3 separate regions of the Mus musculus genome follow, and regions 2 and 3 are each linked to region 1. Evidence: chromatin loops called from intact Hi-C (ENCODE). Cell type or tissue: left cerebral cortex. All regions are shown on one strand.

Region 1 (8,000 bases):
CCAGCGCCACATCAGCCAGTATGCTGCCATGATTTCCATCATGACGACAATGGACTAAACCTCTGAAACTGTCCTTTGTTCTTGCGCGCGCCCGACTTGACCAACAAGAACGATCTTGTGCGCGCCGCACTCGACCAGCAAGAATGACGCTGCAACAGGATCCTTCTGCACACGTTTATTGGGAGAGCTTGATTGCAGAGGTGAAGAGACCCCAAGCCCAGAACTGGTGCTGCTTTTATAGGCCTAGGAGAGGCGTGTCTCACACCCGGATTGGTTATGCACTACACCTCATTTGCATGTTCCTCATCTGATTGGCTACTCTCTCTCTCTGTACCTCACAGAGCCTCATTATCATACCTCATTTGCATGTCTCACATCTGATTGGTTATACTTTCAAAGCCTCATTATCATGCCCGGGCCAGGCAGTGTCTTTGCAAAAAACTTTACTGCATATGTACACATTGGTTGTTTGTCCAAACTTATGCGTGGTGGCCAGCAGTAGTCAGTGCCACTCTGCAACGGCACATGTGGCTTCCCACAGAACGACACTGCAACAGGATCCTTCTGCACACGTTTATTGGGAGAGCTTGATTGCAGAGGTGAAGAGACCCCGAGCCCAGAACTGGTGCTGCTTATATAGGCCTAGGAGAGGCGTGTCTCACACCTGGATTGGTTATACACTATGCCTCATTTGCATGTTTCTCATATGATTGGCTACTCTCTCTCAGTACCTCACAGAACCTCATTAACATACCTCATTTGCATGTCTCACATCTGATTGGTTATATTCTCAGTACCTCATTAACATGCCCGGGCCAGGCAGTGACTTGGCAAAAAGCTTTACTGCATATGTACACATTGGTTGTTTGTTCAAACTTATGCGTGGTGGCCAGCAGTAGCTAGCACCACTCTGCAACGGCACATGTGGCTTCCCACATCAAGAGCTGCCTTCATCGTGGTGTCTCTTCACAGCAAGAAAACCCTAAGTCAGACTGTAAGAGCTAGGGGATCAGGGAATTTTCTGTGAGATAGTAGGTGGGTGATAGTGAGCATTAACCATACCCAAAGAATTACAGACAAGCAAGGAATTCTGGGAGTGGGAGAAATCTTCAGGAACCAGCACACCAATGGTTCTCAATCAAATGATTAACCCTGAAAATATACATACAAGTAATATTATACAGACTGAGGAGGCCATATTTATGTACTTAGTAACTTATATATATACATATGTATATGTATATATATATATATGTGTGTGTGTATATATATTTGTGTATCCCTATATATGCATATATAATATATGTATATATTTCTAAATGTATAAATACATGTCACATATAAATATCATGTGGTAGTTTTTCTTTGAGACCCTAAGAAAAAGGAATTCGACTGAACATTACATACTAGAGGCAAAATTCAACAGAGTTTCTTGGTCTTGGTTTCCTTGTCTCATTAGGATAGCAAACAACAGGTGATTTCTAAAGTGCAGTCCAGGATCCTTCTGATAACATCTAGACAGAGGCACATTTGGAATTGTTCAGTACCACATGGCTCAATTTTGCTAAGCAAACTGAAAGAGGCTTCTGTGGAGAATAAGAGTCTTGGAGGAACTTAAGGGAAAAACCAATAGAACTCCATGGTGACCCCAATGTCAGCCCCCTTGACAACCGTTCAGCTACAGAAACCGAGGCAGCAGATGTGACGCCTCCAGATGGCAGTGTGAGCTCAGCGTGGTTGGAGAGTCGCAGTGCCCTGCTGATATCAAGGATGAGCGACAAGGGGAGATGTTCTCAGACTGAATGCAACAGAATATTTAAGACAATGCAACACACCTCCGAGGAGTGTGAGCATGAAGAGATTTTTGGATGCTAGATTAGGAAATGTTTTTCTAGGGCTTAGTAGATGAGTCCATTGCTGCAGTGCCTGCGGCACAAGCTTAAGACCCTGAATTTGAGCGTCCTGGTTACACAGAAAGCCTAGGCCTGGGTATATAACCTTGGCACCGGGGAAACAACGTGGACAAGTGGATTCCTAGAGCTCACTAGCCAGTTTAGCCATTCCAGGTTCAATGGGATACCCAATTTTAAAAAGGTGCAGAGTCACCAAAGAAAGTATTAGCCTTAACCTCTGGCCTCCACAGGCACCTGCACACCCCCTACACACATACCTTGTCATTCAGGACCTCCTCCAAGTGACTGGCACCATTTTCTGGAATTCTGCTGGGCCGGCTGGCAAAAGATTATCATAGTTGGGCAACTGACTGCTTACCTTCCCTCTTAAGTCCCTTTCCTGAGTATCCGGCCATCCTTCCTAGTCAGCTGGATGTAATTCTGCCCTAATTGCACATGCCTTGAGGTCTTGGGGAGGACAGAAATACTAATGTAACCTGTACTCTTCTGCCGTAATTGAGTGGCAGACACAGTGACAAATAAGGGAAAGATTTGACAGAATAGGATATGCCTGACTCTCAGAAGAGAGAGGAGAGGGAAGCTACTTAAGAGAGAGAGAAAAGAAGGAAGAAGGCAGTTTTACTGGGACAGACAGGTTATAGAGAAAGAACATGCTAGACACAGGTGAAGATAGAATAAGCCAGAGAATGAGAAGGAGCCAGAAGATTAGAACAAATTGCCAGAGTTAATATGAAGCCAAGCAGAGCAACTCAGTGAGAAGCTGAGAGAAGCCAGACTGAATCAGTCAGCTTGAAGATGCGTCTACATGAAGGACAGGCTCATAGCATCTGCGGAGATTTTATAATAAGGCCTCTTCTTCCACCAGGAGGCTCCCCTCCCAGAAATGAGAGGAGAGAGGCTTGTTATAGAACCCTTTCTGTGTTGGGCCCTGGCTGTTTTCTGCAATTACAAGAGCTCAGAAGGCTTTTGTTTTTGAGCCTCTCTACTGAGTCATATGGTCCACCAACTCACGCTGATATGTCATGGAAGGAGACAAAGTTATCACACAGCAGAGATGCCTGAACACCCATATGTATTGCGGCACTATCCACAGTAGCCACACGACACCAAGAGGTTCTAGTGGAATCAGGCATGTGGAATTCCATACGCAGTCAGCTTAAACTCCCATCAGTGCATCACAACTGGATAGCCTGGCACACAACTACACACATGCACACATATAGTAACTCAGCCATAAGTAAGAATGAAACCACGTGGTTTTCAGGAAAGGGGGTGGAACTAGAGATCAAGTTGAGCGAAATGAGACAAACTCAGAAGGACAATTGCCACGTGATAAGGAATCTAGATTTTAAAAAGAAAACATGAAAGTGTGAGAGAGATTTTAGGAAGAGCAAGAGAGCCAGGAGATGGGGGCAAGGGTGATGGAGCAGGAATATGATCAAAACGTGTTATGAATGTGTAGGAAAGTCACAATGAAACCCCTTATTTTAGGTGGATCCTCCGCTGGGCATGGCTGCTTGGGGAGGCAGAATGTGGAAAGTTTGACCAAGCTTACCCGACCCTGGGCTGTAGGGAAGCGCGGAGACGCCCTCCTGGGGCAGGAAAGCACAGTCTGAGATGCTGGAAAGTCTGAGTTGGTTCAGGGGTCTCCAGGCCTGCGATGAGGCCAGGGTCATGGGATTCTCAGACTCTTGGACATCCAGGTGCCTCTGGGAGTGGCAGACAAGAATGGAGTCAGGGTTTGAGGCCTGGGGACAACGTCTAGCCTGGGGCTGAAGAGATGGCTCAGTGATTAAGAGCACTGGCTGCTTTTCCAGAGGTCCTGAGTTCAATTCCCAGCAACCACATGGTGGCTCACAACCATCTGTAATGGGATCTGATGCCCTCTACTGATGTGTCTGCAGAGAGCAACAGTGTACACATATAAAATAAATCAGTCAGTGAAAGATTCTTCTGAGCCCTGGGTAAATACGTTTCTGTAAATAAGTCAGACCACTTTCCCCATTGTTCATCCTTGTCCCAAACATTTAAAGCTACTGTACAACACTGCTCTAAGGTGGCATCATTGAACATAATCTGCTGAGTTAATTCTTTACCCAGCACACTAACCTTCACCTAGCAACTGATTCCTGGCAATGTTAATGCCTCTCGAGTCCTATTGCATTGCTCCATAGCTCTTCTCTCCACCGTATCAACCATTGTAGTTGAGGGCCAGGTCGTAAGATGGCTGACATGAAATCTTTCCAATCTTTTGGAATTATACCATTTTGCATGGGCCAGTTATTAAGCATCTGTTTCACATAAGGTGATTGTATGCCATAAGCTACCATTGCCTCTTTAAATCTTTTTAGATCTAGCATCTCTATGGGCTTCTATCCAAAATCTTCACAGCCTTGTATGTTTCTCTCACCTGGAGCTGTCTTATTGTAGTTGAAAGAGAAAGAAAAAAGAAAGAAAGAAAGAAAGAAAGAAAGAAAGAAAGAAAGAAAGAGAAAGAAGAGAAGAGAAGAGAAGAGAAGAGAAGAGAAGAGAAGAGAAGAGAAGAGAAGAGAAGAGAAGAGAAGAGAAGAGAAGAGAAGAGAAGAGAAGAGAAGAGAAGAGAAGAGAAGAGAAAAAAGAAAAAAATCGTTGTTGGTCTTCTAATGGGACTAGACTGCCACCCTGAAATATCACCACTAGGTGGCAGCATAGGCTTTCGATTGGATTTCTCAGACCTAGCAAGACAATTCTTTTTCTGATTTGAAAAATCCTCTAATTTCTGTTTTATTGCTTTTAATCTAGCATTCCATCTCTCAGTTCTTTCCTTATTTAATTCTACTTTACTTTTATCTTTCTTAGAACGGACATAAAAAACTGCAATTATTACCAAACACATAATTAGATCTATGTTTATAATTAAAACAAACCTATACAGGGTCCAAACACCCTCTGACAGTGTTTTCCATTTATTTTTAACTCCTTCCCTACTCTTCCTTCAGAGACTTCACTTTATTATATTTAAACTTAGTATTTCTTTCTTTGACGGTCTATAGTTTCCTATTTTCAGTGTTTATGCACACTTACAAAATATTTCCAATTACTTCTCTTTTACCACTTTCAATCTTTGATAATTATTTCTGTACTTAAGTTTCTTTAAACTCTGTCCTCTGCAAATTGCCCGTTCCGAACATGCATTACTGATTCTGAGATCTTCAGCCTTTGTTTCTTTCTAGAAAGGTGCAGCTCCAGGTACGGGGCTCAGGGATGTGTTAGGTCCTGCCTGGGAGCCTGTGGTCTCCACCCACTGCACTTGCAGCAGCAGCTGGCCGGAGAAACTGCAGCGGCCAGGTGACCTATGCCCACCTGAGGCGCCAGCAACCGGCCAGACCAGAAGGGGCAGTTGCCTGAGCTGCACCATCTCCTTCTCTTGGTCTCTCCTAGGCTTTTGCAGTCGCCATGGCTCCACACTCTTGTGCCTGGATTCTCTCGTCTGGCTCCTGTGTCTGGAACTCGTGGCCTAAGCCTGAATCGAGTGCCTAAGTTTGGATTTTGTGCCCCACATTGGTGTGCTAAATATTGCGGTGTTTTCACGGACCTACTTACCTTTTAAATAAGTCAGAAGAGTTCTAGATAGTTTAAATCTTCAGGCCTTGCTGGGACAGAGTCGCAGCTAGCTTTTAACTTAACCTGACTTCCCGGCACTGTGTCCCCATCACAGGCCATCTCTTCACTTCCCTGATCCATCCCACTCTCCCGTCTGTTTCCTTCTAGTTTCCTGCCTCTGCCTGCCCAGAAGTTCTGCCCATTCTTTCTGCCCCAGCTATTGGCTGTCAGATCTTTATTATGACTAGTCAACCATAAGACAAGGCCGGGTCCATCTCTTGGGATTGCCTTTAGGCAGTGAGGGCTGTTTGACCTTCATCTTTGGGGTAGGTGTGGAAGAACAAGCATTTACAAATAGAAAACCCAGTAATGGGCCAAAGAAATGACAATACCAAAGCCCTGCCAGCACTTAGCTCTCAGCCAGTACAGAATTAACAACTGAAAATACAGAGACACATCTTAAAACAATGTGAAGAAAGGTCACTCCAACCTGTGCTGGTTTATTTCTTTGTTTGAGGGTGAGGCAGGGTCTCACTTGTAACCCTGGCTGTACTCACTGGCTGGGGACTCATGTGTAGACTAGGCTAGAGAGATGGCTCACCAGTTAAGAGTAACTACTGCTACAACTCTTTCAGGTGACCCAGGTTCAGTTCCTAGCACTTACGTGGTGGCGCACACAACTGCCTGTAACTCCAGTTCCAGAGGATGAACCAGGCTGACCTCATAACCACAGAGACCCACCCACCTCGGCATCCCAAGTGCCCAGATTAAAGGTATTGAGAGGACAATATAAGCCCCATTTGTCCCCATTTAAAGACCCCATTTTCTCCCATTTTGAGTACCAGACCTGATTTCAAAAAAGGCCTTAAGGCACCAACTTCAGGAATAGACCGTGAGTCCCAGAAACTAGGTCATAAGACACCAGCTCTAAAAACCGACCACAAAATCCAGAACAAGATCATAAAATCCTCTCCAAAGAACAGCCTGGGGACAACCACAAAAACAGGGAAATATCTTATCTCCAAGTGGGTCATCTGCGCTGGACAGCCCTACGTCATCACATGATTGCACGCTCATGACATAGGAATGTAGACCACTTATCACCTGTGACCCCCTAGCACCCACCAGTCGAAAGTTCAGATTACCTAATCCTTCTAGAGGGTTCCCCCAATTCCCTAGAAGAAGGCCTGCATGCCTTTATCTGGGGTTACCACTTCAAAGAATGGTTGACCCCCGCATGCTGGTTGTTTCTGCAGAATAAATACTCTTTGCTTTTGTATGCTATCTGAGTCTGGGATCTTCCTTCAGCAATTTTCAGACCTATACATTAGATGAAGTATATGTGATTTTTTTTTAAGCTAAAAAGCACAGAGATAGTTGGTGTCCCAAATACATGCAAAAGATAAATTATATGAAATTATAATGAAGCACATTAAGATCCTATGTAAACCTAAAGACGGTTTTATGTGCTTTAAATACATTAAACTGGCTTTAAGGTTACAATTTTATTCCATAGTTTCTGATCTTGAGGGTTGTATCATTACTGAGGCTTGATCAAAATAAGAGTCGTGATTTCTCAAAGAAGTCAGTAGCGGTCAAAGATCAACATTCACACACTTCAGTAGATGAGGACCACAAAGCAGAGACCACTGTTGTGGGACTCGGATGCCATCTGCTGACCTTTGCAGCCTCTAGGTTGATGGAGCATCAGGTAGACGTAAGCGGATTTATACTGTCTCCGAAAGACATTCGGATTTGTCAGGGGTCTATGAAATCAGGTCAGGGTTGGATTTCCTTGCTTTCTGGAGTTTTCTGATTCCTTGCTAAACTGTTGTGTCTTGTAGAGGGCCACAAAGGCCTGGACAGAAGAGGTTTCAGGCCATTTTCCTGGCCAAAAAAACAAACAAACAAACAAAAAAAAATGGGTGCAGGGCAGGGTTATCATCATAGTGTGTGTGGCGTCTGAGAAACAGGTAGGTGGCTGAGCCATCTCCTGCCTGCGGAAAATGGGAGACAGTCTGGGGCAGCAACTAATAGCCAATTCCTATGAATCTGTTCTAACAGGTTTCTTCTCTCTTGGGCTCACTTCATGTTGAGGCTGAGCAGACATGAGGTCAGGCGTTGTCAGCCCGTTCTCACTGGACCTGTGTTCAGCTGTGGTATTTACAGTGTACCCCCAAAGTAACCCGCTACTCCGCATCTGCTTCCTTGTTCCAGTCAGATTCTTTGATCATTACGGGTTTTGCTTGATTGGTTTGGGCTTTTTGCTTATTTGGCTTTGCTTTTTTGAGATAGAATCTTAAGTTGCTCAGGCTGGCCTTGAACTTACTCTGCAGTACAGGCTAGCCTTGAACCTGTAATGCTCCTTCCTACCTTAGCCTCTGTAGTGGGTAGGATTACAGGCCTGTTCCATCGGGCTTAGCTTTGACACACTAGTGTTCGGTTTGGGATACATAAAAGGTCTGACTTCTGTTCCCGTGTCCAGCCTTTTCTCTCAGTAATCTG
Region 2 (8,000 bases), 67 kb after region 1:
AAGACCATCGACCCAAATGATCATGGCCAAAATAATTAAAGCAAAATTTTTGGGTTTTGTTTTGTTTTTATGGACAGGGTTTCTCTGTGTAACAAGCTGTGGCTGTCCTGGACTCACATTGTAGACTAAGCTTGGCTTTGAACCCACAGAGATCCACTTGCCTCTTCTCCCAAGTGCTGGGATTAAAGGGTCACCCCAACTGGTAAACAATATTTTTTTGTTCATATACACACCCTCTCCCTAAAGCAGGATTCAAGAGGTCAGCATTGGACATGGGCAAGATAAGGGTTTTTATAGCTCAGGGGTAGGTAGGGGGCTTCCAAATGAGGGGACTTGGGTGACAAATAGGCAGAGTTACAGGAGCAGCATGATGAGTTGGTCATGACAGCAGGTGCTTGCAATAAACTTTTGAAACAAAGCACTGGTTGCTGTTTCCTGGAACAGGCAGTACAGAACCATTTGCAGGGTTTCAGGTGGGGCACAGCCCAATCCTTGAGAAACAGATTTACTAATAAACAGGAACGAGTCTAGTTTGTCTTTATTTGTAAGATGGCTTTCAAGCCCAAGATGGAGGCAAGCTTGCTCATAAGATACATAGCACTGGACTCTACACTACACTGCTGCCTAGCCTGCAGTGTCCTTTCCCCCTCACAGACATCAACAAGCACCTTCTGGAATGTTAGACATGCATCTGGGGTGCCAGGCAGACTGACACCCAATGCCAAGTGTTTCAGCAAGGCAAGTTTAACTTTTGCATAGAGAAGGCTGCACTGCTGTGAAACTCCAGCAAGCAAGTGGGAAGTCTGGTGTGGTTTATTCCTAATACATGGGCCCTGGGTCTCACCTGATTGTTGAGAACCTGGCCTTATGCCATTAGCAAATCCAGAGAGACAGTTTCTAGGGAAAAAAATGAAACTTTTAAGTGAATTGCCTTTATTTCAGGAGCTGCTCATGCAGGAGAGACAGTTACCAAATGGTGTCTTCTCTAAGGGAAGTTCTCCTTTTCTTATTTAACCCTCAGATTAAAAGACAATATATCACATTTACTGTGTACCTCCACACAAGAACATTTTCTGTGACTCTAGTGAACACAGTCTCAGGTGCCAGGGTTACTCATCATGGGGAGTGAATTTACATCAAAGGAGGCATTGGTGACCATTCTGTCCCCACCTGCTTCCCTGCCTTCTGTAGGGTCAGGGATCCTGACTGCAGGTTGTAAACCCTTATCACCACCATCACACACCTTTTCTCAGAGAGCTGTTTAAGAAAGGACCCCAGACTCTGCCACATGGGCCCTGATTCCTCTCTTCAGGAACCCTGCCATACCTTCTGTCTCTGGTGCTGGGGACCAGACTTTCTTCAGAGCCCCTACTGTGCTGTTACCTGCCATTAATAACTTTTCTCATCAACTCCATAAAACCCCCAAAAATCTATCCTGGTGTACTTGAACCCAAATGTTAGACCTCTCTGATGAGGGATCTCCCCAAGAGAAGGCGAAAAAGAGGAAGCGGGCAGTAAGTCAGGACTGCCGTGCAGTGAGCATTTGATGCTTCCATAGACAATAGAAAGACAGGGAAAATGATGGGGGTGTGGGCGGGAAAGCACGAGAAAAGTCTGGCTTGCCTGTCTGTTGGTGGAGTGAGAAAACTTCAGAGACACTGGTAAAGCCCAAAGCTTTCACTTAGGGACAAGAGGTGCTTCCCAAAGATGTCTCACCAAGGACAGGGAACACACTGCAGATATGGGGCCAGTGTGCTCTCTAACCTTGGGTTTCTAGAAGCAGGCAAGCGTCTCACCTGAGCAATGACCCCATGAATCCACCTTACACCCGCTTACAGAATGAAGGCCTCTACCTTTTAACCTTTTATGCTTCACTCACTGGGTAACGAAAGGGGAAGGGCTTTCTTTGCCACCTTACAGATAGAACTTTAGTTGCCAAAACCCTACGTGTACCCGTTGTAAAGACACCTGAGCGTGAATGGCTCTGGAGAAGCCGTTGTTTGTGTATGTCCTCTTCTTTCACTGGTACCCTCCTTTCTAAGAACCTCTGAAATGTGGTTCCAATTTCTTCACAGTTTTTCCAAAAGTCATCTGGCTTTTTTCTAATTTATAAGTATTTTTGCCTGCATGTATGAATATGCACAGTTTATGCTTTGTGCCCAAGGAGGTCAGAAAAGGGCATCAGATGCCCTGGAACTGGAGTTAGAGAAAGTTATTACCTGAGTACTGAGAACCATACACAGGTTCTCGGCCAGGGCAACAAGTTCTCGTTCTCTCTCTCTCTCTGTGTCTCTCTCTCTCCCTCCCTCTTTCCCCCTCTCTCTCTCCCTCTCTCTCCAAACCCAGTCCCTACTTTTAAGATAAGGTTTTACTTTATAGCACAAACAGGCCTCAACTTCCCAAGTGCTAGGATCACAGGGAGTTTGTCTAGTTATGAGTGCCCTAGCTTGGCTTGTGGCACCTTAGTGTAGTTTTGGGGTACAGCTTTCCCAACAGCTACTGATATTGAGCTTTCCTTTACATTCACATAGGCCATCCAGATATTTCTGGAGAGATGGCTAGTCAAATCTGTTGGGTTTGCTTTGTTCCACTTCCTTCTCTGCAGGGTCTCATCTGGCTTGTGCTAGTTTCAATCTCACCACATAGTCAAGGACTTCAAAACTTCCAGTCCTCCTCTGTCTCTATCTCCCACATACTGGACTTACAAGTGTGTGCCACCATGCCCAGCTTCAAATCTGTTGTCCATGTTAAATAAAGCTAGCTCTTTTTAGTATTGAATTGTATTAGGCCTCTAGCTGCCATCCTGTGTCCCTGTGTGTGTGCCTTATCTCAGCTGGTCTGCCTGAGTGCCCAAGACCCCCTGAGCAAGCGTGAACCTTAGTTCCCCTTTCAGCTCCATTTCCACTCCGACAAGATGAAAGAAAACTCGCCAAGCTGCAGGCACAAGTGGGCATTGGTGGGAAAGGAACCGCTCGTGGAAACAAGAAGGTGGTTCACAGAACAGCCACAGCAAACAATAAAAGACTGCAGCTCTCCTTAGAAAAGTTAGGGGTAAACAACATCTCTGGTATTGAAGAGGTGACCATGTTTACAACCAAGGAACAGGGATCCATTTTAACAACCCTAAAGTTCAGGCATCCATGGCAGCAAACACCTTCACCATTACAGGCCACGCTGAGACGAAGCAGTTGATAGCCATGCTTCCCAGCATCTGAAACCAGCTGGGTGCAGACGGTCTGACTCTTTTAAGCTCTGCCCAGACAGTCTGTGGATGGAAAGCACCACTTGCTCCTGGAGAGGAGGAGGAGGATGCAGTTCCAGGTCTGCTGGAGAATTCTGATGAGGCTTCTAAGAACAAAGCAAACTGAACTGCAGCAACCTCTGAAGAAGGCGACCCTTGCACAAGTTACAGGAGCTGCTATTTTATATCATGACTGCTTCTTAAATTTCTTTTTTGTTTATTATGGAGCTGATAAAATCTAGATCTCTAATATTTTTAAGCCCAAGCCCGCTGAACACTGCCGCTCTTTTCAGTTTTTGCTTATACCTAATTCATTCTTTGCAGCAAATTAAGCTGAAGAAGCCTGGGAAAGGCTGGAAAAGGTTAATAAAATTCTTTGCCTAGTTAAAATAATAATAATAATTTATTAGGTTTTTGTTGTTGTTTGAGACAGGGTCTCACGACGCAGCCCTGGATAGCTTGAACTTGCTATGTTGCCTAGGCTGTCAGAAATTCACAATGACCCACCTGCCTGCTGATTACAGGTATGTGCCACCATGCCCTGCTGCCATTTTGATAGAGGTGAGGCAGAAGGCAGAAGCAGGTATACTTAAGACTGATTGTTTGTATTAAAAAAAAAAAAAAGGCACAAGTCTGGGGGAGATCCAGAGGTGACTGTGCAAATTAGACAGTGACTAATGAAAGTGGTGGTGAAAACCACAAGGAAAAATGGAAAGATCCAGACATGGTACTCAAATATGGACACGGAGTAAGATTGGGTAGCAAATACAACCACCTCCGGTTAAAAATGAGGTCTGAGTGCAGTCACTGGTTTTATTGGGCAGCTCAGACAAGTTCTGAAAACACCTGTTCAAAAGGCACTCAGCTTTTGGGTTGAACAGCTTCCTGCCAGTTTCAATGGCTCAGGTGAGTATCATTACTCTTGGCCAGCCAGTGTAGCACAGCTGGAAGGCTCTAACTGAAATCCTCGTTTAGAGGGAAGAATGGGGAGAGGGCAGGGGCATATAAGACTCGGGAAGGAAAGGAAACCTGCAAGGGTAAGGAAGCTCCCAAAACAAGTTTCACAAGCCGCATCCCAAAGAAGCACCACCCACTCAGGGAGAGACTCTAATAGGCTGAGCTGCCTGTCAGTCATGCAGCAGAGCTGCTGTTCCCTGAGTCATTGGTCATCGCCCAGGCTGAGGTAGGCTTTTCCCCGGATGATACCACCTTCAATTCACTCATGCTCCTGTTGTAAGTAACCCCAATAAGCTCACTGGTCCACTGCCATAGCCTTGGGTGAACTGGTTCTTGGACTGTGGGTAATGCCCTGTTTGAGGTGAATAGACATTTGTTCACACGGCCTCAGGGAGTCACTCTGAGGGTCACTACGATACGCTTGATACATACATACTCGCAGGCCATAGAGTGATGTAGGCTGCTTTGCACGTCATCCTAAGGCCTTGTCAGAACAGGTATGTGAGGTTGGAAATTCTGGGCTATAAAAGTGAGCAATCTCAAGATACCACAGTGTTTCTTCATAAACCGAAGCTGAATAAGCAGAGATCTTATTCTCTGAAATAGGGAAAGTTGCCATTTTCATAGTAACACCAGTAAATAACTTAGTTTTTAAATTCACCAAGCAGCTTGGTGAAAGCATTTATTTCAGTAGAATAAACAACAGCAGCAGCAGGGAAATGTAAAGTGCTACATCAAAGCCCCACCCACGTACAGAAGGTTCGGTTGGCTCATGGGCCAGACTGCTACAAGCAAAACAGGCAGATTTTTTTCAAGCATGCTATTTGAACTAATTTGATGTGTACTCATGTGCTATGCTGATCAGTGAAGAAGCCTTGAGTTCTGAACTCTGAGAACTGGGGAAACAAGGATTGAAGACTACCTACCAGTTTCTCCCTGGTTTGTGCCTTATACTGGATCTAGGGAGTTAACCTGAGGCTCTGACAACAGAGGCCCTTTCTAGGAGCTCACTAGCTCCAAGGTGGGGGTTGGAGGACAATTTTTAAATAGCATATCAGGGGTAAAAGCAAAATGTACCACTTTGATATGTGTATCAGGTGCTAAAAAATACCAACACACGTAAGGAGGTAGCCAGTTAGCAAAAGTGAGGGGGTGGATAAGATCTTGGAACAACCCTCGCCACCTGGCACAGGGGTCCATGTGGACACAGCAAGATGGCAGAGCCCCAAGGCTAGCCGGGCCTGACTTGGGGAGGACTGCTCTAGCACACAAGCCATCTCGGCCTGGGGCACACCATCAGGGTTCTTCTCCTAAGTGGGAAGGCCACCCAGGCTTCCCATTGGCTTACTGACTTCTTACTAGATCATGGACCCCAAGTTTCTCATATTATAAACTAAGACCTCAAAATATACTTTTTCAAAGCAAGAACATTATTTTTAAAATGGTAACCTATAGTCTTCCTTACATGAAGTCTTCACAAAGTCCTTGGCCTTTCTAGATTTTACCAACCTCATCAATAAACAATCCTTAAATAACTATAAAATCTACTCTATTAAACTGGGAGATTATCGTCTAGCACTCAGTGCCTTTTAAAACTTTAGGTGTTGGGATAACAACAGTAACAACAAAACCTGACTACCAAATACAAATGAAAATTATCTTCAGTGGTAACAGACCACAACATCACATGACAGGAGTGAAAATTAAGCTCACCTTTAGAATGATTTTGTGAGCTGTTTTTTTCTTGCCCATAATTATATTTAGTTAAAACACCATGAGGACTTTACAACTCCCCTCCCACATATACTTAAAAGACATATGAACTGACCGTTGTGGACTGAGCTAGAACCCAAACACCATTTATATTCAGTTGTCCTTAAAAACAAAAACAAAACAAAAACTTCTAAATGGGCTTTGAGAGCATGATATATTTAAAAGCTGGGGACTGCCTATATTTTCCAGTCAAATGGGCAATGTGGGGCCCTCGACAGTGCCCTCAAGGTTGCTGAGGGAGCATGCTGACGACGACGTTGTCCTAAGCAGTCTCACTAGTCACTGAGATGACAGAGCTACACGCGTCAGCATGGGGGGACTTGCTGGCGCCAAGGCAAAGATAGACTTTTCATGAAATTTTTCTTAGGCCTTGACTAGTGAACAATTCTAAGTAAAGGTTTGTTGTGGTTAATCTATCACTGTTATTTGGGCCCTGAGTTTTTCTATTAAAATCTGAATACTAAGCATATTTCTGGAATAATGAAAAGCTATAGTGATTATGAGCTGGGCATATAATTCAAACCATGTACAAATGAAAGTAAAGACTCAAACTTTAAGATCTCCTTACCTACTTGTAAAAGAAAAATAAAACAACTTCTGGCTTGGACCCTTCCTTCCTTGAGACAGGTTATGAAAGCCCGCTTTCTTTTCATTTGTGTGCATATTGGAGATGGTGCATACCAAAGTGGCTACAAAGTCTTTCCTCTTCAAGTAATATCCAAAAACAAAAATATAACAAAGATCTTCATGAATGTCTAAAATAAAATTATTCTCACCACACAAAGTTTCAAATACAAAGTTCACAGAGTGGGCACTCCCCTGTCTCTACTATAAATGACACTTCTCAAGAAGCTAGTGAGCAGTGCCCCTCCCCCATCCTTCATCCCTCTTGGTCTATATAACTAAAGACAGTACTCAGCAAGGGAGACTGAGTACCCAGTAATACTCCAATGTGGAAACACCTTCTTTTATCTGAAAATGCAAAGGACTACATAGAAAAGCAGCTTGGCTGTGAGCAACCACAATAAGTTACTTGTTTGTGACGTAGATTAAACAGTAAGACAAGGAACTATGGCTTCCAGTCCATAACCTAGGCAGGACAAACTTTTGGACCACAGCCTGAATGTCTACTTATAGCAAATGAATTTATAACAATAAAAAAGTAATGGAGGGTAAATACAAAATAATCTTTTTGTAAACAATCCTTAGGTTATACCCAATGCAGAATGTTTAATGAAGCAACTGAGTCACAGCTCTTAAGTCACAAACCAGCATTATAACTCAAAGTCAAATATGTACTCATTGGCCAGATATATTCGTCGGAATATAAGAGCCGCCAATGCTAAAGTCAGGATGATGATCAGCATGGCGGACCCGCCGTGCTCTGTGTGGTGGGCTCTTGGTGGCTGGCCTTGGAGCACATCGGGGGAAGTGGATGGCCTTCTCTGACTCTGTTGCTGGGCTCTGCGCTGCCGAGGGCTCATGGAGGTATTCTTAGGAGCTGGCTGGGTAGGTTGTGGCAAGGGTGCTCCTGATGGATTCTGGGCGCCATACTAAGAAATGATAAGAAAATCTGTTTGAAATCGGCCCCCAAAAAAGTTGTTCATGCACTTGTTAACAGTTTGAGAATACCTAGAGTATTAAATATGACTAAGGCAAATTTAACTAGAACCATCTGAATTCGGAGACTAGGAAGCAATCCTGATGAATAAGCCAGAAACCCAGCTTATCCTGAGCTCTGTGAGGTGGAGGAGCCCATTTCCCAGCAGCCAGAGGCCTGGTGTGGCTGTTTCTCTCCAGTTGGTAGACACAGGGACAGCAGTTTCCGCTCAGCATCTGGGCACGATTCTTCTTTCAGAAGATCCTGAGGGATACTGATTCTTCAGTATTACCTTACCACACTGACACTCCTTCACCAACAACAATAAGGAAATAGTTTTAAGCCATAAGTTTTTCATATCGGTATTGTAAAATGTGCTTGTTTTCAGACACAGCTTACCCTTTTCCAGAGTCCAGTGAACTAAAACCC
Region 3 (8,000 bases), 370 kb after region 1:
TTTCCCATAATTTAAAATCTTAAATTATTTTAATTTAGAGAAATACTCTATGACTGTGTATACTAGAGAAATATAGAAAATTTGAAATAATAAAAAGTATAAAATTAACACATAAACACCAGCATCATTTTTAAAAATTTCTTTCTAGTTTTCCCTTCCAAGAAAAATAAACTTCGATTGGTATTAACTTTTTGTTTGTTTATAGACAGGTACACAGACCAAAAAACACTCCACAATTTGTCTCCTGACTTATTATATGTGTATGCCTTATCCCATTCCTGCACAAAATAATGTAAACTTAAACAAAACAAAATCAAACAATTATCATATCAAAATACTCTTCAGAAATCATCAGCAAGTCCCCATTTAAAATCAAACTGGAGGGGGCTGGTGAGATGGCTCAGCGGTTAAGAGCACCGACTGCTCTTCCAAAGGTCTTGAGCTCAAATCCCAGCAACCACATGTTAGCTCACAACCATCCATAACAAGATCTGATGCCCTCTTCTGGAGTGACTTAAGACAGCTACAGTGTACTCACATATAATAAAATAAAATAAATAAATCTTTAAAAAAAAAAAAAAATCAAACTGGAAAGGTCAATCCTTCCAAGACTATTATCGTAACAAATGGCTGAGCTGCAAAGGTCCTGGAGTTAGGTTTTAATCTAAAGACCTACACAGATCAGTATGATGCTGTTGGCGTACTAACAAGTTTGATTAAACACTCAAGAGTCAGCTTACATAAGCTGTGCGAACGTACCTGTTCCTCATTTTCTATCCGGTCACTCACATCCTTCATGCCCTCGCCATCTCCGATCCCACCTCCCTCGTAGTCATGGAACTGCGTTGCTCCCTCTCCTGCGGAATCTTCCATCAATTCTTTAGGTAAACAAAACCCCTTGGGGGAAAGAGTTAGCAAATGTTATAATCTGGCTGGAAATGCAGCAGATTTTTGACATTCTTTTCCCTCTCAGAACTGGCAGGGATCATGCAGTTTCACAGTTTTGAGATTTTAAGTAAGACTCTAACTTTGTAGACATCTGGTACACAGTTATGCTACATTGCCAAGACAAAAACCTGAATGAAATATAGCATCAGGATAGGTAGAATGGTTACTCTGGAGAGGGCTGAGCACATCTATGAACAGAGACAGGCTCAGTCACAGTCACAAGTAACAAAACTGATTCCTCTGGAAAGAAGCTTGAAAACAAACACTGAGAGTAACGCCTCTTAATAAGAAATTGTATTTAACAGAAAACATGCTATCGGTCAGGCCAAGGATAAAAATGTACTAAAAACTGAAGTTACTAATTATCAGAGGAGAGGCCCAAGAACACCACCACCATGACTGTGCTACAATGAAGCCACTTCCTAGAAACTCAGTGCTTAAAAAAATATTTATTTGCTTATTTTATGGATATGAATTCACTGTAGCTGTCTTTATTCACATCAGAATTGGGCATTGGAACCCATTACAGACGGTTGCGAGCTACCATGTGGTTGCTGAGAATTGAACTCTGGAAGACCTCTGGAAGAGTAGCCAGTGCTCTTAACAGCTGATCTATTTCTCCAGCACCTAAACTCAGTGCTTTCATTAAAATCTAAACCTACTACTGAAGTCCTGTGTCACATCCACACCAAAGGTCAGCACCATTCAGAAAGGCTGGATGATTCAGACACTCGGCACTCACTTTCTTTTTTTTTTTTTTTTTAAAGATTTATTTATTATATGCGAGGACACTGTAGCTGTCTTCAGATGTACCAGATGAGGGCATCCGATCTCATTACAGATGGTAGTGAGCCACCATGTGGTTGCTGGGATTTGAACTCAGGACGTCCGGAAGAGCAGTTGGTGCTCTTAACCGCTGAGCCATCTCTCCAGCTCCCGGCACTCACTTTCAAGGTGTGTACAGTTTTAGAAAGCTAGCTGGAAATGCTTAAGTATTTTCCTACTTAACTACACTATCATTATTTTCTAACATTCATTTATTTCTGTGTGTGTGTGTGTGTGTGTGTGTGTATGAAGGTAGTTGTGTATATGTCATGATGCATGAGTGGGGAAATGTGAGTTGGTTTCCCTCTTCAACCACATGGGTTTCAAGACTTAAAATTAGGCTGTCAGGCTTGGTGGCAAGTCCTTTCACCTGTCAGACTTGTTATTTTAAGAGGTGTTCAGCTATAGGCAGATGAATGTGTCCACATAGGAGTGGGATTCCCTTTGCAGAACACACCACTAGGTAGCTCTAATGTGGACAGCCACCATGCTGCCATGCCACTATGGAGCTCAGGCCAAGGCCCGTTAGCAGACACAGAGACGGCACCTCTACCACTGTACCTTATGTTTTCGTTATCCTTTGCACAGTTTTCTTCAAGAAGTATCAAGAAAGAAGATGGGCAAACCTGAAGACCAAGCCATCACTCAAAAGACACACACACTTATCTTCTGGATCTGAGACCTCGGGATAGCTTCCCACTCTCTAAGTTTAGGACTTTAGAGACTAAAAATGTTTAAGTGTTTACAAGTCCAGACTCCTATTCTGTTTTCTACGTCATTTATATTGTACTTAGTTGAAAAAGATCTCAGAATACTAAGGAAGAAATCAAAGAAAACCTTTTAAAGTCATGTGATGGTGTTGCTTGTAAAAATATCAGAAGTAGAGTCTGGGACTCAAGTTGGGACAGTGTCCAACTTGAGTCCAAGATCTGTACTTTCTACACTGCACCACGTCTGCTAGAGTTCACCAACTCTGAAGCAAAGGCGGGTCCACAAGCTACAGGCATGCTGCTTTCCACAGCAGCATATGTACCTTAATGAAAGAACAACTTTTTCCTCTTTAGCACCAGCAGCCCTTTTATCATTTAATCATAATCTGAGAGTTCAAGAAGACAGGGAGAAAGGCTAATTTAAGAGAAGGCAGCAGCCTTTAGATTGTCCCTTTGGTCAAGATGGGATTTGCTAGCTTTAAGATCTTACTGGAAACCTGTTTGGCAATCAGGTTCTAGAACAAGCCCTAAACCCACAAGGGACAGAGCACCTGCTGCTATTTCTGAGTCTATCATAAAAGCCCAGCAAGCCCTGGAAGAAGTGAAATGTCTGTGTGCGGTTCCATGGCATTCCACACTGACAGTCCTTACCTTCTGGGAGAGCTCTGTAAAGGTCTGGGCAAGCACAGAGAGCAGCTTTGCCGTGCTCCGGTGAGTGGCCAGCGATACGGTCAGGAAGAAGAGGACAAGGTCTGAGAAGCCACACAGGATGGGTATCAGGCGCACTAGCAAGCCACAGGACTGGCTGAAGACCTGAGACAAACAAATGCCAATCACTGTGCTTAAGAGGCCCTCCCTTTGGAGAGACGAGATGCTTTAGAACTAGATCTGCTACCGCTGCCACCGCCACGGCCACCACCACCTCTTCTGAGGCTGTATGTTACTGTGTAGCTCAGGCTGTCCTGAAGCTCACCAAGGAGCTCTGGTTGGCCTTAGACTAATGGTGATTCTCTTGCTTCAGCCTCCCAAGTCTGAACTATGATATCTTGCATTATTACTATTACTCTTAACTGCTTAGCTATCTCTTCAGTCTACCATTTTTTTAAAAAAAGAACTATTTATAAGTAAATTCTACCAATATACCAAAGTTGGGACTAGATGCAATGAAATAAAATGAGCCGCTTCTCTGGGCTAGTCAGTGTGACTACCGCTTCTTACTGATAGAGCTCACACCCAGGAGCATGGGATGGGGTGCGAACTGAGTCCAACACAGTAGGTGTTCTGGATGGCCAGCTCTTTTGCACCTATCGAGAGCAAATGTTCTGTCTTTTCAGAGCTTATCAATGACTAAAGCAAATCCAGTGAGCTAGCAGGCACTGGGTCTGCTAGGGGGTCCCCTCTCCTCACTTGGAGTGAGGTGAAGGACATTCTGCCAAGAACCTCTGGTTACCTTGTGCTTGGTTGTGTTGCCATCCTCACTGCAGGACTTGAGCCTCTCCAACAGCTCGGAGACAGAAGAAATGATTTTCTGGACGTGTAAAGTGCTCACACTCGCCCAGAAGTCGTCCTCTAAGAGCTTTGTTAGATGTCCTGGCTGCAGGCTCTTAAAACTTGCCTCTTCTTCTTTTCCCCCTAAACACACAAGCAGCAAAACTAACTTCTCAGATCTCTCCTCATGCAGCCTGTATCTAACTCTGTCTTTAGTTAGCCAGAGCCTAACTTAATTATAAAAGTTAGAACTACTGAGGTTATTTCTGCACAACTTTCAGACATACCATCCTCTTCTTGCAGTCTCTTGTCAACAGCACTGTCTTCTGCTTTCTTATTGTTTCTTTCTGCCAAGTTCTGGATGGTGCAGAGAATGGCCCGGATGGCAGTTTCTACTTGCTCTGAAAAGTCTTCAACAAAGCTTTCTTCCACCATCTGGTTTCCTAGTAAACAACATGGTACATAGCCAAGCCTAGCTCTCACTCCCTGTAATGTCTCTGGATCATGAGTAATACTCATGTGTTACTTTCCAAATGGCTGTTTAAGGAAAGTGTTCTATTATTTGCTATCCACTATGTCAATCTGTGCTGGATCCAAGGACAAAACCAGCAGCTTCCTTGCCTGCATAAACCTAAGAGCTTATCATTTTATATCACTGTTACCAAAAAAAAAAAAAAAAAAAAAGGTTTTTTAAAAAAAGCAACAATAGTTATGATGGAGTGTACAAACACCCGGTTTATTTCACATATTGGCCTTAGGCATTTGAGCTCAAGGAAAACTGCAATGGACGAGTGAGCCTCCGCTCCTCCAAGGAAGGCACAAACCTCCAACAGAGAGACCTGCACTTGATATCCCATCGCCTTAATTCTAAGTTCTCACCCTCTTGCTTGTGTGCAACGAACAGACGTGCTTTCCAGGCAGTGAAGTCATCGATGGCTTTGCTGACTTCTCCTCTTAGATAGTCCAGGCTTTCAACTAAGGCCATTCGTGAATCTGTTTGTTCAACCTCTATCCCTGGAAGAATGAACAAGGACGCTAGGCCTTGCAAATGAGCTGACACTTGGGACAGGCAATTCAGCCCAGAAGAGCAAACTTCAAAATCTTCCCTGCAACAGAAATATCACAATGTTGAAAGCCACACCTATTCCCCTCTCCCTCTAACAGCAGCAAACATGCTATGTCTCAAAGTTTACAGTTAGATATATGTCAAAGCACAATATGGGTTTGCTGAGTGACAGGATCAAGCACTATTCTTTTCATGATTCTAGTATAAGATATAAGTCTGTGCAAGCAAGAAATGGTCAAGACAGACACACTTACCATGTATGAAAGAGGGTCTCACAAGACTGCTGCCTAATTTTGTCAACACCAGCCTTCATAGTTTTAATAGTTTTCAGCATCTCTGTCAACCCTGCAGTTGATTGTTGCCAAAGCTGATCCTGTCTCCTCATCCGGCAAGCAGAAGGCAGCTGACTTGTAGGTACTGGGGATGGGTAGCTCAGATCAGAGGAAAGTAAGTCTGGCATTACTCCAGCTATTGTCTCTTTAAAATCAATGTTTTCCAGATGAGAGGCAGAAGGGTGTTCCTGAACTTGGGCATCTCTGTGGCCTACAGTTGGCTCTGCACTGGGACAGCACTGGAAGAGCCAGGAGAACTGCTCCAGGAGGATCTGGCTCTGCATGGCCAGGTGCTGCAGTCGCTCTGTCCACTGCTGCACACTGTCCTGAGGCGGGAAGGCCACGGGATAGACAGGGGGCCCAGTCAGCCTGCTGTGAATTTCTTGTACACAGCTGAGGAGGTTCCTGTGCAGGAAAGACAATGGCATCTTCACTCATGCACTAGGGTGTTTGAACAAGTTCAGTTTTTCATGAAACTAAGAAGTGTGCCAAGGTTAAGAACATGAGCACGCATGCACACACCCACCCACCCACGCAGGCCAGAGTTCCCTCTTTGCAGAGGTTAAGAAAACAGGTAGAAAAAACTCTGTATTAAAATGCCTTGCTTGTTAAACTAAACACATTCTTCAGTCTTTCAGAAATGGTCTCAAAACTTATGCCGTTATCAGCAGAAGCCTCCAGCCCTCTGCCAGACAGCAAGCAGTCACAGCACTGCAGTGACCTCAACTCTTACTACCTTGCAAATGTACTTCTCTGCTAAATGAACCCCAATGAGCTGAGCAGAAATAGAAGCCAAACTGAATACAAGCCAAGAATCTACTCAACAGATGCTAACAGCCTTCCTAACTCTCCCCCATCTCTTAACTATCTCTCTCTACTGAGGAGCAAACTGCTCTGGGGAAATCTAAAAGTCTGACAGAAGCCGACTCAACTCCAGTCCCAAAGTTCAGGGAGCGCCCCCAACCAAGAACACAGCCCTGACTACCAGCCTATGACAGTAAAGTTCTTGTTTCAGACTCACTTTACACAACTCTTTTTATTGTTTTGGCCTAGCCCTGAACTCAGTCCACAGACTGTTTTTGCCAGTAATGCCAAAGGCCTGCCATCAAAAGGAAGCAATGGGGCCAAAAGAAACTCTAGCTGCCTTTTTGGGCTCAAATTCACTTAATGGAGTGGAAGGTATCCATCTCGGCATGTCAAGCAACTCTGAGCTGATCAGCACAGATCTCCCTAATTGCTGCAACCAAACCTCCTTGCCAGAGCATACCTGAGGATGATCCACTGCTCAGTCAGTGTGGTCAGAGAGTGACGCTGTCGGATGAGCAGCTTCATCAAGTGGGCTGAGAACCCTTTGCATCTCTCAATGGTACCCATGCTGACTTCCTGGCAGGAAGAAGAGAAAGCGCATGCTGAAGGCATTGGGGACAGCCCCTGCCCTCCTGACACACGCACCAGAAGCTCCACCAGGAAACTATTTCTTTAGAAAACAAAATAAAAATTATTTTATGTGTTTAAGTGTTTTGCTGCATGTATGTACGTACATCACATACGTGTCTGGTGCCCTTGAGAAACTGGAGCTACAGACAGTAAGGAGGCAGCTCTGGGAACTGAACCTGGGTTGTTTGCAAGTTCAGCAACTGCTCATAACCACTGAACCATCTCTCCAGGCCCAAAAGCTATTTCTTGAAACAGAGGTTATTATCATATCCAGTGAGGGTGAGCGGCAGTGTGTGCATGCTCTCAGGCTCTGGCGCTCAGACTAGCTTTTGGAGATCACTGACATCCATGAGGAAGAACGAGGTACAAGACCAAAACAATGGACATGGATGGTCTGGTTCTCAACTCACAAGAGTAAAGTGAGCCTCTTAGCAAATGCAATGGAACGTCTAAGATGTTCTAGGATCCACACTGACTCATACTGACTTCGCCTTAACAAGTCTGTCAGTGCCTGGTAAGGACGATGCATGGATGAACACACAGATGCTTTCCCCAGCCCATGCCGGTCTACCTTGACAGGAGTTGCTAGTGCTGCAGTAAGCCTGGTGTGCCGTGCAAGAGAGCGATAAAAGTACTTCTGGCACCCATCCCACAAAGATGAAATTTCTGTGAGGAGCCTAGGAAAGAAATCAGGCAACTTATTGTATTAAAACCACAACAACTACCCTCTGAAGACCCCAAGGTCTCAAGATTTCTGAGAATATTTAGGTGTAACCCAGAATCAACCACTGAAATTGGTCTATCTGAGCGGGATACTTAGCATTGGAAGCATTACCAGTATATAAGCAGTAGCAATGGTCTGTTTTCTCCAGTGAACCCTTTATAAATTAATTTAGTGGTGGAAGGTATAGCTTATAACACTCATGTGAACAGGGGCTAATTGTGGTGTAAACGAGGAACATGCATGCACAAAATGGCAAAAGGCACAGACAGCTTAACACAGGGCCACACAGGTGCTAAGCTGATAAAAGTAAACAGGAAAGCATGTGTCTTTTTAGACGGCACAACCCAATCCCAGCCTCACGGAGCCCAAATGAAAACACAAGCCCATTTGGCAAGTTGTCCTCAAAAACTAGAAATGTGCTATGTAATTTCCCCATTTTTTTTTTTTTTAGATTTATTTATTTATTATAT

Evidence for each region. Hi-C counts contacts between places; a loop is a spot of excess contacts. Peaks named below come from ENCODE experiments on the same cell type or tissue, not always from the same donor. Only the 100,000 strongest peaks of a DNase experiment are listed, where the experiment ranks them.
Region 2: a loop joins it to region 1, with 2.2 times the contacts of the local background. A loop is called at or near these places in 7 of 42 quality-filtered maps.
Region 3: a loop joins it to region 1, with 2.6 times the contacts of the local background. A loop is called at or near these places in 12 of 42 quality-filtered maps.

The regions. Positions count from the first base shown.
Region 1 is chr4:33,115,913-33,123,912 of GRCm38, reverse strand. No RefSeq gene overlaps it. Among named protein-coding and RNA genes, the nearest start is that of Gabrr1, 13 kb to the left of the region's middle. In left cerebral cortex, CTCF peaks have their summits at 3,838 (motif pointing left) and 4,593 (motif pointing right); a DNase peak (open chromatin) is centred at 4,592.
Region 2 is chr4:33,049,206-33,057,205 of GRCm38, reverse strand. Ube2j1 (ubiquitin-conjugating enzyme E2J 1) reads right to left here. Exons shown (of 8, transcript NM_019586.4): 8 at 4,839-7,524. The coding sequence ends at 7,246. It also overlaps the pseudogene Gm11931. Among named protein-coding and RNA genes, the nearest start is that of Gabrr2, 9.9 kb to the left of the region's middle. In left cerebral cortex, no CTCF peak of the experiment used is centred here; a DNase peak (open chromatin) is centred at 4,958.
Region 3 is chr4:32,747,327-32,755,326 of GRCm38, reverse strand. It overlaps Mdn1 (midasin AAA ATPase 1), which reads right to left. Exons shown (of 102, transcript NM_001081392.1): 77 at 7,378-7,483; 78 at 6,637-6,752; 79 at 5,292-5,774; 80 at 4,851-5,077; 81 at 4,259-4,414; 82 at 3,934-4,100; 83 at 3,135-3,296; 84 at 760-897. Among named protein-coding and RNA genes, the nearest start is that of Lyrm2, 49 kb to the left of the region's middle. In left cerebral cortex, no CTCF peak of the experiment used is centred here; a DNase peak (open chromatin) is centred at 4,423.